Linked DNA regions of Homo sapiens: region 1 is linked to region 2. The links are chromatin loops, found by intact Hi-C in ENCODE. Cell type or tissue: thyroid gland. All regions are shown on one strand. Each heading gives the region's core, and the rest is flanking DNA. Links, peaks and the distances in the headings are about the cores only. Region 1 overlaps STX12 (syntaxin 12). Region 2 overlaps FAM76A (family with sequence similarity 76 member A).

What was found. Peaks named below come from ENCODE experiments on the same cell type or tissue, not always from the same donor. Only the 100,000 strongest peaks of a DNase experiment are listed, where the experiment ranks them.
Region 1: a loop joins it to region 2, with 1.9 times the contacts of the local background. A loop is called at or near these places in 1 of 110 quality-filtered maps.

The regions. Positions count from the first base shown.
Region 1 is chr1:27,814,628-27,820,008 of GRCh38, forward strand. It overlaps STX12 (syntaxin 12), which reads left to right. Exons shown (of 9, transcript NM_177424.3): 7 at 3,224-3,296; 8 at 5,023-5,105. Among named protein-coding and RNA genes, the nearest start is that of PPP1R8, 13 kb to the right of the region's middle. In thyroid gland, for the core only: no CTCF peak of the experiment used is centred there; a DNase peak (open chromatin) is centred at 2,894; H3K27ac peaks cover 3,269 bases.
Region 2 is chr1:27,752,970-27,758,350 of GRCh38, forward strand. FAM76A (family with sequence similarity 76 member A) reads left to right here. Exons shown (of 9, transcript NM_152660.3): 7 at 2,226-2,361. Among named protein-coding and RNA genes, the nearest start is that of STX12, 18 kb to the right of the region's middle. In thyroid gland, for the core only: no CTCF peak of the experiment used is centred there; DNase peaks (open chromatin) are centred at 2,512 and 3,032; H3K27ac peaks cover 1,274 bases.

The sequences.
Region 1 (5,381 bases), core at 300-5,299, 62 kb after region 2:
CACCTGAGGTCTGGAGTTCAAGACCAGCCTGACCAACATGGTAAAACCCCGTGTCTACTAAAAACACAAAAAATTAGCCGGGTGTGGTGGTGCATGCCTGTAATTCCAGCTACTGGGGAGGCTGAGGCAGGAGAAGTGCTTGAACCTGGGAGGCGGAGGTTGCAGTGAGCAATTGCACTCCAGCCTGGCAACAGAGCGAGACTCTGTCTCAAAAAAAAAAAAAAAAATACAGTTGGCCCTCGATATATTTAGGTTTCACATCCTCAGACTCAAGCAACCGTGGAGTGAAAATATTTAAAAAAAACTAAAAAATAATACAACAATAAAAAATAATACAAATGTAAAAACCAATACAGTGTAACAGTATTTTATATAACACATTGTATTAGTTCAGTACATTACTAATACAATGTAAGTGCTATGTAAAATAGTAATGTAGTATAAAATAGTAATGTAACATTATATAAGTAATATAGAGATGATTTAGAATATAGGAGAGAATGGGCACAAGTTATATGCAAATACTATGCCATTTTATATCAGTGACTTAGAGGGAGGGAGTCCTGGAACCAATCCCCCACGGATACCAAGGGACGAATGTACCGTTATAGCAAAGTGGAGTGAGACATATGGAGCTAAGGAAAGAAATGTAATGGATGCCAGGGTATAATGGATCATTTCATATTCAACAGAGGAAAGTCCAAATTCCTTAGCCTAGGTTCAATTTTCGTATCTAGTAATTTCCAAACTCTGACATACACATTCTATGTTATGGCAAAGCTAGGTTATTTGCTCTTTAACTGAGTTGCCTTTCTGTTCATATGACCTCTCCTTTGCTTTAAGGCACAACTCATGTCTTACCTCTTCTGCAGAGTCTTCCTTTTCTCCACACCTTTCTATACCATTAATTCAGCCATTTCCTATATAGTACTCTTCCTTCTTATTTATTTTATTGTGCACTTATTCCCCACGTCCACCCCAGTTAGCTGTATTCACAGCAACTAGCAGACTACCCCAACTATGGTAGACTCTTAGCAAGTGATTGAAATGCTGACAAGACTTGCTTTAGCAGATAGTCCACTATAGTAGACTCTTAGCAAGTGATTGAAATGCTTGCCAGGTTATGATTCCAATAACCCTTCAAACCTGGAAGGGAATTGCCCTCAAATTTCCATAGGGTCATGCCCCATATGAGCACCCCTTTAATAAGACAGGTTTCCATTGTCTTTCTTCTGCCTGATCATGAGTCAGAAAAACTCAAATATAGGCCAGACGTGGTGGTTCACACCTGTAATCCCAGCACTTTGGGAGGCCGAGGCAGGCGGATCAGTTGAGGTCAGGAATTCGAGACCAGCCTGGCCAATGTGGTGAAACTCTGTCTCTACTAAAAATACAAAAATTAGGGCCGGGCACAGTACAAGCTCACGCCTGTAATCCCAGCACTTTGGGAGGCCAAAGTGGGTGGATCACCTGAGGTCAGGAGTTCGAGACCAGCCTGACCAACATGGTGAAACCCCATCTCTACTAAATATAAAGAATTAGCCAGGCATGGTGGTACATCCTGTAATCCCAGGTACCTGGGAGGCTGAGGCAGGAGAATTGCTTGAACCCAGGAGGCGGAAGTTGCAGTGAGCCGAGATTGCACCATTGCACTCCAGCCTAGCAACAAGAGTGAAACTCTACCTCAGAAAAAAAAAATAGCCGGGCGTGGTGGTGCACGACTGTAATCCCATCTACTGGGGAGGATGAGGCAGGAGAATCACTCAAACCCAGGGGATGGAGGTTGCAGGGAGTTGAGATTGTGCCACTGCACTCCAGCCTGGATGACAGAGCAAGACTCTGTCTCAAAAAAAACAAGTAATAAATAAAAATAAATAAAAAGAAAGAAGGGACGGAGGCTGGGCGCGGTGGATCATGCCTGTAATCCCAGCATTTTGGGAGGCCGAGGCAGGCGGATCAGGAAGGAAGGGAGGGAGGGAGGGATAGAGAGAGAAGGGAGGGAGGGAGGGAGGCCAGGCACAGTGACTCATGCCTGTAATCCCAGCACTTTGGGAGGCCAAGGCAGTGGATCACGATGTCAGGAGTTCAAGACCAGCCTGGCCAACATGGTGAAACCCCGTCTCTACTAAAAATAAAAAATTATCCGGGCGTGGTGGCATGGGCCTGTAATCCCAGCTACTCAGGAGGCTGAGGCAGGTGAATTGCTTGAATCCGGGAGGTGGAGGTTGCAGTGAGACGAGATTGTGCCACTGCACTCCAGCCTGGGTGACAGAGCAAGACTCTGTCTCAAAAAAAAAAGAAAGAGAAAGGAAGGAAAGAGAGAGGAGAAAGAAGGAAGGGAGGGAGGGAAAAAAGGAAGGAAGGGGAGGGAGGAAGGAAAGGAAAGGGAAGGGAGAGAGAGAGAAGGAAGGAAAGAGAGGGAGGGAGGAAGGAAGGAAGGAAAGAAGGAAGGAAAGAAAAGGAAGAAAAAAGAAAGGGAGGGAGAGAAGGAGGGAGGGAGGGAGAAAGACCCAAATATAGGGGATTTTGCCAATGTTAAATTCTTCCACTGCTGTTAGGAAAACAAGCTGCAGTTCAGCCCACTGAGCTGATTTGTGTTTACCTTCTTTGATCAGAGCAGTAAATAGGTTGTAGTCCATTCACTTTGGAACTGCTATCCACAGACCATCAGCTTTTTGTCAGTCAGTTGGGAGTTACCATAGGGCATTGTCCAGTGATGACAGAATCCAGCAACTCCTCACACAGTTCCAGAGTCAATCCCAGGGGAAAAGAGGCTCCTTACTTGTAGCTCCTCCTTGCATTCCTCAGATAGCATGATCTTGTATAAACATTTAAATTCTGTAGTCCAAAGTCCCAGTGGTTGTCATCGGGAGGCACTCAACAGGCTTTTGTCACAAGGCCTAGCAGTCTCCACATAGGGCTATCACACCAAGAATTTGTCTATATCAGCACTCCAGCCTTCTGCTGTACTGTTTGGACTTGGGCGCTCTTACTGGTTCTCATGTAGCATGTCCCATTAATGTTGCTTGAAGAGTGAGTTTATGTGCCTTCTGTTTTACAATATTGGGTAGGCAGCAATAGATTATTTTCTGTTTATGGAGAAAGCATGCTTTGTAGAGCCTTAAAAACACACGTGTTAATAGCTAAAACTTTAGGTACGTGAGGGAAACAAATCTTCTAACATGTTGCTTAATGTTAGTTAATTGTTTTTTGTCTTCCTTAGGCTGACATTTTGGATGTCAATCAGATATTTAAAGATTTGGCCATGATGATCCATGACCAGGGTGATCTGATTGGTATGTATTATTGATACCTTTAACCTCAAGGTGAGTTGATAGTATTTGGCATGCATCTGTAATCCCAGCTACTCAGAAGGCTGAGGCTGAAGCACCATCTAGGAGTTTGAAGCCAACCTGGGCAACATAATGAGAATTTGTCTCTTAAAAAAGAAAGAAAGAAAGAAAAAGGAGTTAGGCTAGGCGTGGTGGCTCAGGCCTGTAATCCCAGCACTTTGGGAAGCCCAAGCGGGCAGATCATGAGGTCAGGAGATGGAGACCATCCTGGCTCACACGGTGAAACCCGTCTCTACTAAAAATACAAAAAATTAGCTACGCCTGGTGGCATGCACCTGTAGTCCCAGCTACTCGGGAGGCTGAGGCAGGAGAATCCCTTGAACCCAGGAGGTGGAGGTTGCAGTGAGCCGAGATTGCGCCACTGTATTCCAGCCTGGGTGACAGAATGAGACTTCGTCTCAATTAAAAAAAAAAAAAAAATGGAGTTAGTCATATCAGCTATAGAGTTAAAGTATGTTTAGGAATGCCGTTTTAAAAATTACCAAATTTATTTTTCGTAGCAATTTTTTTATGTTATCAAATGTAGAAGTTAAATGAGGCCTCATGAATACTCAGTCCCATTGACTTCTTTGTACATCTTTGTTTAGAGAAATAGCTCTCAGCTTCCCAGCTTTTATCTCAACAAACTTGCAAAATTATGGGGTTAGTAACCCTTTTTTTTTTTTTGAGACGGAGTTTTGCTGTTGTTGCCCAGGCTGGAGTGCGATGGTGCGATCTTGGCTCACCACAACCTCCGCCTCCTGGGTTCAAACAATTCTGCTGCCTCAGCCTCCCGAGTAGCTGGGATTACAAGCATGTGCCACCACGCCCGCTAATTTTGTAGTTTTAGTAGAGACGGGGTTTCTCCATGTTGGTCAGGCTGGTCTTGAACTCTCGACCTCAGGTGATCTGCCCGCCTTGGCCTCCCAGGTGGTGGGATTACAGGCGTGAGCCACCACGCCTGGCCAGTAACTCTTTTTTTTAAAGCTTTCTATGTGGAAATAATTTCGAGTTTATTAAAAGTTGCAAAAATAGGCTGGGCATGGTTGCTCACGCTTGTAATCCCAGCACTTTGGGAGGCTGAGGTGGGAGGATCACTTGAAGCCAGGAGTTCAAGACTAGCCTAGGCAACATAGTAAGACCCTGTCTTTACCAAAAAATTAGCCAGGCATAGTAACATGCACCTGTAGTCCTAGCTACTCAGGAGGCTGAGGTGGGAAGATCACTTGAACCCAGGAGTTGGAGGCTACGGTGAACTATTATTGTACCACTGCACTCCAGTCTAGGTGACAGAGTGAGATCCCGTCTCTTAAAAAAAAAAAAAAAAAAAAGGTAGCAAAAATAAAAATATTATAAGGACCTTCTTTATACCCTTTACCCAGATTTACCTCTTGTTAACATTCTACCCCATTTGCTTTATTATGTATTCTTTCTCTCTTTCTCTATGTGTATCTACATAATTTTTTATGAATCATTTATGGGTAAGTTAAATACTTCATAGCCCCCAAAAATTCATTGTTTTTTCTCCAAAGAAAAGGCTAGTCTCTTACCAAGGTAGTAACTCGATTTCATGGCTGGATAGTTTGGATAGTGGTAGTGAAACCAGGACATGTAACATCAGAAATCTGTTCAATTTGCAGTCTTAAAACATCTGAGTGTGTTAAAACATCCTCTGTCCTTCCTTTTGCAGATAGCATAGAAGCCAATGTGGAAAGCTCAGAGGTGCACGTCGAAAGAGCCACTGAACAGTTACAGCGAGCTGCTTACTATCAGGTAAAAGCGGGTACCAAAGAAAGTCACTCTGTGTTGCAGACTTTTTAGGCCATCAGAGTACATTGACATATTGAGAACAGCTACAGCCTTTGCTTAGGTTTAAGCTAAAGGAAAGTAGTCATAATTGCAGTCCCAGTTCCATTTTTATTATTTTCCTTTGCAGATAGATCTACAAAAAATAATCACACCTTGAATAAACTTATCAGAAGGCTAGTAACTGCAAAGCTAACCCTATACACTAATATGATACCTAAATCTGCTATGAGGCTGTTTTAT
Region 2 (5,381 bases), core at 211-5,210:
ACCAACATGGAGAAACCCCGTCTCTACTAAAAACACAAAAATTAGCCAGGCATGGTGGCGCACGCCTGTAATCCCAGCTACTTGAGAGGCTAAGGCGGGAGAATCACTTGAACCCAGGAGGCAGAGGTTGTGGTGAGCTGGAGGTTGTGGTGAGCCGAGATCATGCCATTGCACTCCAGCCTAGGCAACAAGAGTGAAACTCTGTCTCAAAAAGAAAAAAAGAGAAAAGAGAGAGTTAGTGAGGTCAGTCCCTAACACAGGATAGAAAGGATGGGTGTTGTCAACTATTTATTGGTATGGGGGGAATCCTCTCACAAGAAGCAGGAAGGGTAGGGCATTAAGAGGTTTGGGGACAACAAAAAGTTACTTACATTAGCTCATTACTCTAGTTATGGGTTTAAATAGACTCTATTCAGTTGAAGAAAGACAGGTCCTTAGCAGGTATTGAAACAGATGTGAGACTGCAGCTCTAAGGGTGCTTCCAGATCTGAAACTAGTGGAGACTGTAATAGGTCCTTTCAGTACTTTCTCCTGCACACCTTGTTTTATGATTTTGCATTTATTTTTGTTATGCAGTAATTCCATCCATTCATTAGTTATGAGAGCATTGATTCATTCTTCCTCTGACAGTCTTCTCATATGCTTCATGTAAACTGAGAGGAGGGTAGGAATATTCTTGTCGATTATTTATGTCTTCCAGTCCTAGCCATAGAAATGTTTGACTTGGTAACTGTGAGGTAGTTTGTCCACTGGTTAGGCTTGCTATTTGGAGTTTCTTCCTGTGTAGAGAAATGTTGGCTATTAGATGTGGTTTAGGATATAAGAACAGTGAGTCGTTACTATATATAGGGAGTTGAGAATGAGTATTCCAGTGTCTGCTTAGGAAAAACAGGTTTGTGTTTTACTTTAAAGATTGTCCTGGGAAAAGTAAAGAGCGTTCTTTGAGAACTCTCTAGAGAACAGGATTTGACCCTCTTGGCAGTGATTCCTTAACTTGCTTTGAGTCTGAGGCACTTCTGACTGGCCATTGAAAGCTATGGATCCTCACTCTAAAAACCACCCATTATATGTGTAGACAAGATTGTACATATAATTTTGGGGTTTTGCAGATTTCCTGAAACTATCCCTTCTTTTTTTTTTTTTTTTTTTTTTTTGAGACGGAGTTTCGCTCTTGTTGCCCAGGCTGGAGTGCAATGGCGCAATCTTGGCTCACTGCAACCTCCGCCTCCCAGGTTCAAGCAATTGTCCTGTCTCAGCCTCCCAAGTAGCTGGGATTACAGGCATGCACCACCACGGCCAGCTAATTTTTTATTTTTAGTAGAGATGAGGTTTCTCCATGTTGGTCAGGCTGGTCTTGAACTCCTGACCTCAGGTGATCCGCCTGCCTTGGCCTCCCAAAGTGCTGGGATTATAGGCGTGAGCCACCGCGCCCGGCCTAAAACTGCCCCTTCTTAAGAGGCTCTGCTAAAAGGACATGGAGTCCATCTGGCACTTTGACAAAATAGAGTGCTCTAATGCTGTTATTGGGAGGAATCTGTTAAAAGCCCAAGTTGTTGTGTGACTCTGGAGTTTGCCACCTCTTTGTTCCGTTACTAAAGCAATGTTACAGAATTCCTGATATTGGAAATGACAATCTGCAGGCCATTTGTAGTGTAGGGGAAGCTGGCTTCATTCCTGTTTCATCTTTTTTGAAAAAGAACTGACTGCTCCTGGGTGGGAATCCAGCAGCTTCTCGGCAGATACACTGACTGCATTGCGGTGCTTTGGGACAGAAGACAAGGACCTGAAAGATGAGCTCTGAGGGAAGCATTAAAGAAAAATGCATGAGCTCACAGTTTATAATTTATCTGGAATTCTAAGGAATTTATCTAATCACAAAAATTAGGATGGTTTTTCTAGTACATCACTGGGGATCTTTAAGGAACCTGAAACAGTATCCTTAGCTCTTGGGATGTGGCATTTATTTCCGTCCTAAATGTGAGAGAAGATGCTGCAGGGATGCTGCCAGGTTGTGGCTTTGGTTCGTAGAGTTATCTGATGGCCACCTTACCTCTGCAGTTCAGCTCAGCAAGTGCCGTTGAGCCCAGCATGTGTGGTGCAATGTGCTTGATGCTAGGATTCCTGCCCTTTAGGAGCTTGCAGACAAGTGGTCTAGGATGCATCCTCAGGTAGAGAAAAGTTTATCCATCCAAGTTAAAATATTTTCCCCTGATTTTTAAATTTAGCTTCTCCCCAGACCTGGCTCTGGACTCACCAGGCACTGACCACTTTGTCATCATTGCCCAACTGAAGGAAGAAGTGGCTACCCTGAAGAAGATGTTGCATCAAAAGGATCAAATGATTTTAGAGAAAGAGAAGAAGGTATGGTTTAGTTAATTCCTCTCTGACCAGAATGATGCGAGGGTGAGATATGTGGTATGGGACATGATAATAACCCTTTTTAACTGATGTTTGTTGAGAGCCTATGTCAAGGTTGGGATATCCTGGGGAGAGGCTGGCTGTCTGCCAAGATGACTTTTGGGATGGCATTACTCCAGTCAGTTGGGCTCAAAAAACTGATTTTTCTCAGCACTTGCAGCTTCCACTTCTCAAAGAGGACATTTTGTTTTTTGTTTTGTTTTTGAGACAGGGTCTCAGCTGTGTCACCCTGGCTGGAGTGCAGTGGCACAATCATGGCTACTGCAGCCTCTAACTTCCAGTCTCAGGCAATCCTCCCATCTCAGCCCACTTAGTAGCTTGGACTACAGGCATGTGCCACTGTACCCGGCCAATTTTTAAAATTTTTTGTAGAGACATGGTCTTATTATGTTGCCCAGACTGGTCTTGAACTCCTGGTCTTAAGTGATCCTTCCATTTTAGCCTCCCAAAGTGCTAGGATTACAAATGTGAGCCATTGCCCCTGGCCTCAGAGAGGACATTTGTTAACTGAGCTTACAGAGACAATGTATAAAAAAACCAGTGTTCACATCTCAGTTCACAGCGGAGCATGTAACAAACAGTACACAGTTCTTGGCATGAGCTACCTGGAGAGGCTGTAATCAGAAGGTGCTGAATAAGCATAGAGTTGGGACACGAGGAGGTAGTTATGTAACTGGAATGTTCAGTGCTGTCCGGCTAAAAGAACCTAATGTCTCTTTCTCTTCTCATGGGGATGGCCATGTCTGTGGGACAATAATACTCAAAGTTCATGGGACATTTCTTCCTCTTCCCTGAACAGCGTTCATGTGGGCCTTCTGCCATGACTCTTATGTCACTGTGCTTCCACTGCTGACAACTCTTACTAAGTGACCCATCTTTAATATGTTAATATTTTAATATCTTAGTTTATCTTCAGTATTAATACTCTTTTTTTTCTTTTTTTGTTTTTTGAGACAGAGTCTCTGTCGCCCAGGCTCACTGCAACCTCTGCCTCCTGAGTTCAAGCGATTCTCCTACCTCAACCTCTCAAGTAGCTGGGATTACAGGTGCCTGCCACCATGCCTGGCTAATTTTTCTATTTTCAGTAGAGATGGGGTTTCGCCATGTTGGACAGGCTGGTCTCGAACTCCTCATCTGAAGTGATCTGCCTGCCTCATCTTCCCAAAGTGTTGGGATTACAGGTGTGAGCCACTGTGCCCGGCCTCAGTGTTAATATTTTATTTTCACATCAGAATATCTTCTATCTTATATTTCTAATATCTTCACATTAATATCTTCAGAATAAGACCAGTCTTATTATGGTCTGAAGTTGTCTTCCATTTTTACATTCTTACTCTGATTCATGTCTGTTATCTTGTTTTCAGGTTTTCTAAATAGTATCTCATTTTTAGGCTGGGCACACTGGCTCACACCTGTAATCCCAACACTTTGGGAGGCTGAAGCAGGCAGATTGCTTGAGCCCAGGAATTCAAGACCAGCCTGGGCCATTGGTGAAACCTCATCTCTGCAAAAAATACAAAAATTAGCAGGGCTTGATGGTGTGCACCTATGGTCCCAGCTACTTGGGAGGCTAAGGTGGGAGGATCACCTTAGCCTGGGAGGTCAAGGCTGTGGTGAGCAGTGATCATACCACTGCACTCCAGCCTGTGGGTGACAGAGCCAGACCCTGTCTCCAAAAACAAACAAAAAAGAATATCTCATTTTGCCTTAATATTATAATAATAATAGCTAACTTTTATTGGATGCTAACTTCGTGCCTAGCTCTGTTTTAAGTGCTTTATATGTATTAACTCATTTATTCTTTTTTTTTTTTTTTTTTTTTTTTTGAGACAGAGTCTTGCTCTGTCACCCAGGCTGGAGTGCAGTGGTGCAATAGTTCACTGCAACCTCTGACTCCTGGGTTTAAGTGATTCTTGTGCCTCAGCCTCCTGAATAGCTAGCTGGGACTACAGGCGTGCACCACCACACCTGGCTGATTTTTGTTTTTGTTTTTGATTGAGACAGGGTCTTGCTCTGTCACCCAAGCTGGAGTGCAGTGGTGCAATCTCTGCTCACTGCAACCTCTGCCTCCCTGGGTTCAAGTGATTCTCCTGCCTCAGCCTCCCGAGTAGCTCGGATTACAGGCATGTGGCACCACAGCCAGCTAATTTTTGTATTTTTCATAGAGATGGGGGTCTCACCATGTTGGCCGGGCTGGTCTTGAACTCCTGACCTCAAGTGACCCGCCCACCTCGGCCTCCCAAAGTGCTGGGATTACAGGCATGAGCTACCATGCCTGGCCCATTTATTCTTATAAAAAGCCTTTGAGGCCGGGCTTGGTGGCTCATGCCTGTAATCCCACCATTTTGGGAGGCCAAGGCGGGTGGATCACGAGGGCAGGAGATCAAGACCATCCTGGCTAACACGGTGAAACCCTGTCTCTACTAAAAATACAAAAAAATTAGCTGGGCGTGGTGGTGGGCGCCTGTAGTCCCAGCTACTCGGGAGGCTGAGGCAGGAGAATGGCGTGAACCGGTGAGGCGGAGCTTGCTGTGAGCCAAGATCGTGCCACTGCACTCCAGCCTGGGCTACAGAGCAAGACTCCATCTCAAAAAAAAAAAAAAGCCTTTGAGGTGGGAATTGTTACAATCATTTCATAGATGAAGAATGCCTCCAGTATTTTTCTTCTTAGGGGTTTCTGATCTCCCCTGGCTCTTTATGTTGTTTTCTGCCAAGTTCAGAATGCTGTGATTCATTCTGAATAGCTAAGACATTGATGTAAATTCCTTACTTGCATTCATCTAATTTCTACCTCATTTTACAGATGAGGAAACAGACCCGAAGAGGTTAATATGTCCAAACCACACAGCTAGTAAATGGCGGAACAAGGGACTGGAAGTCTTTCTGACTCTACTGTTCTTTCTACTGTGCTATGCTTTCTCCTGCTAGGAAGGTGGAAATTCATGGGAAGAGATCTGTGTTCT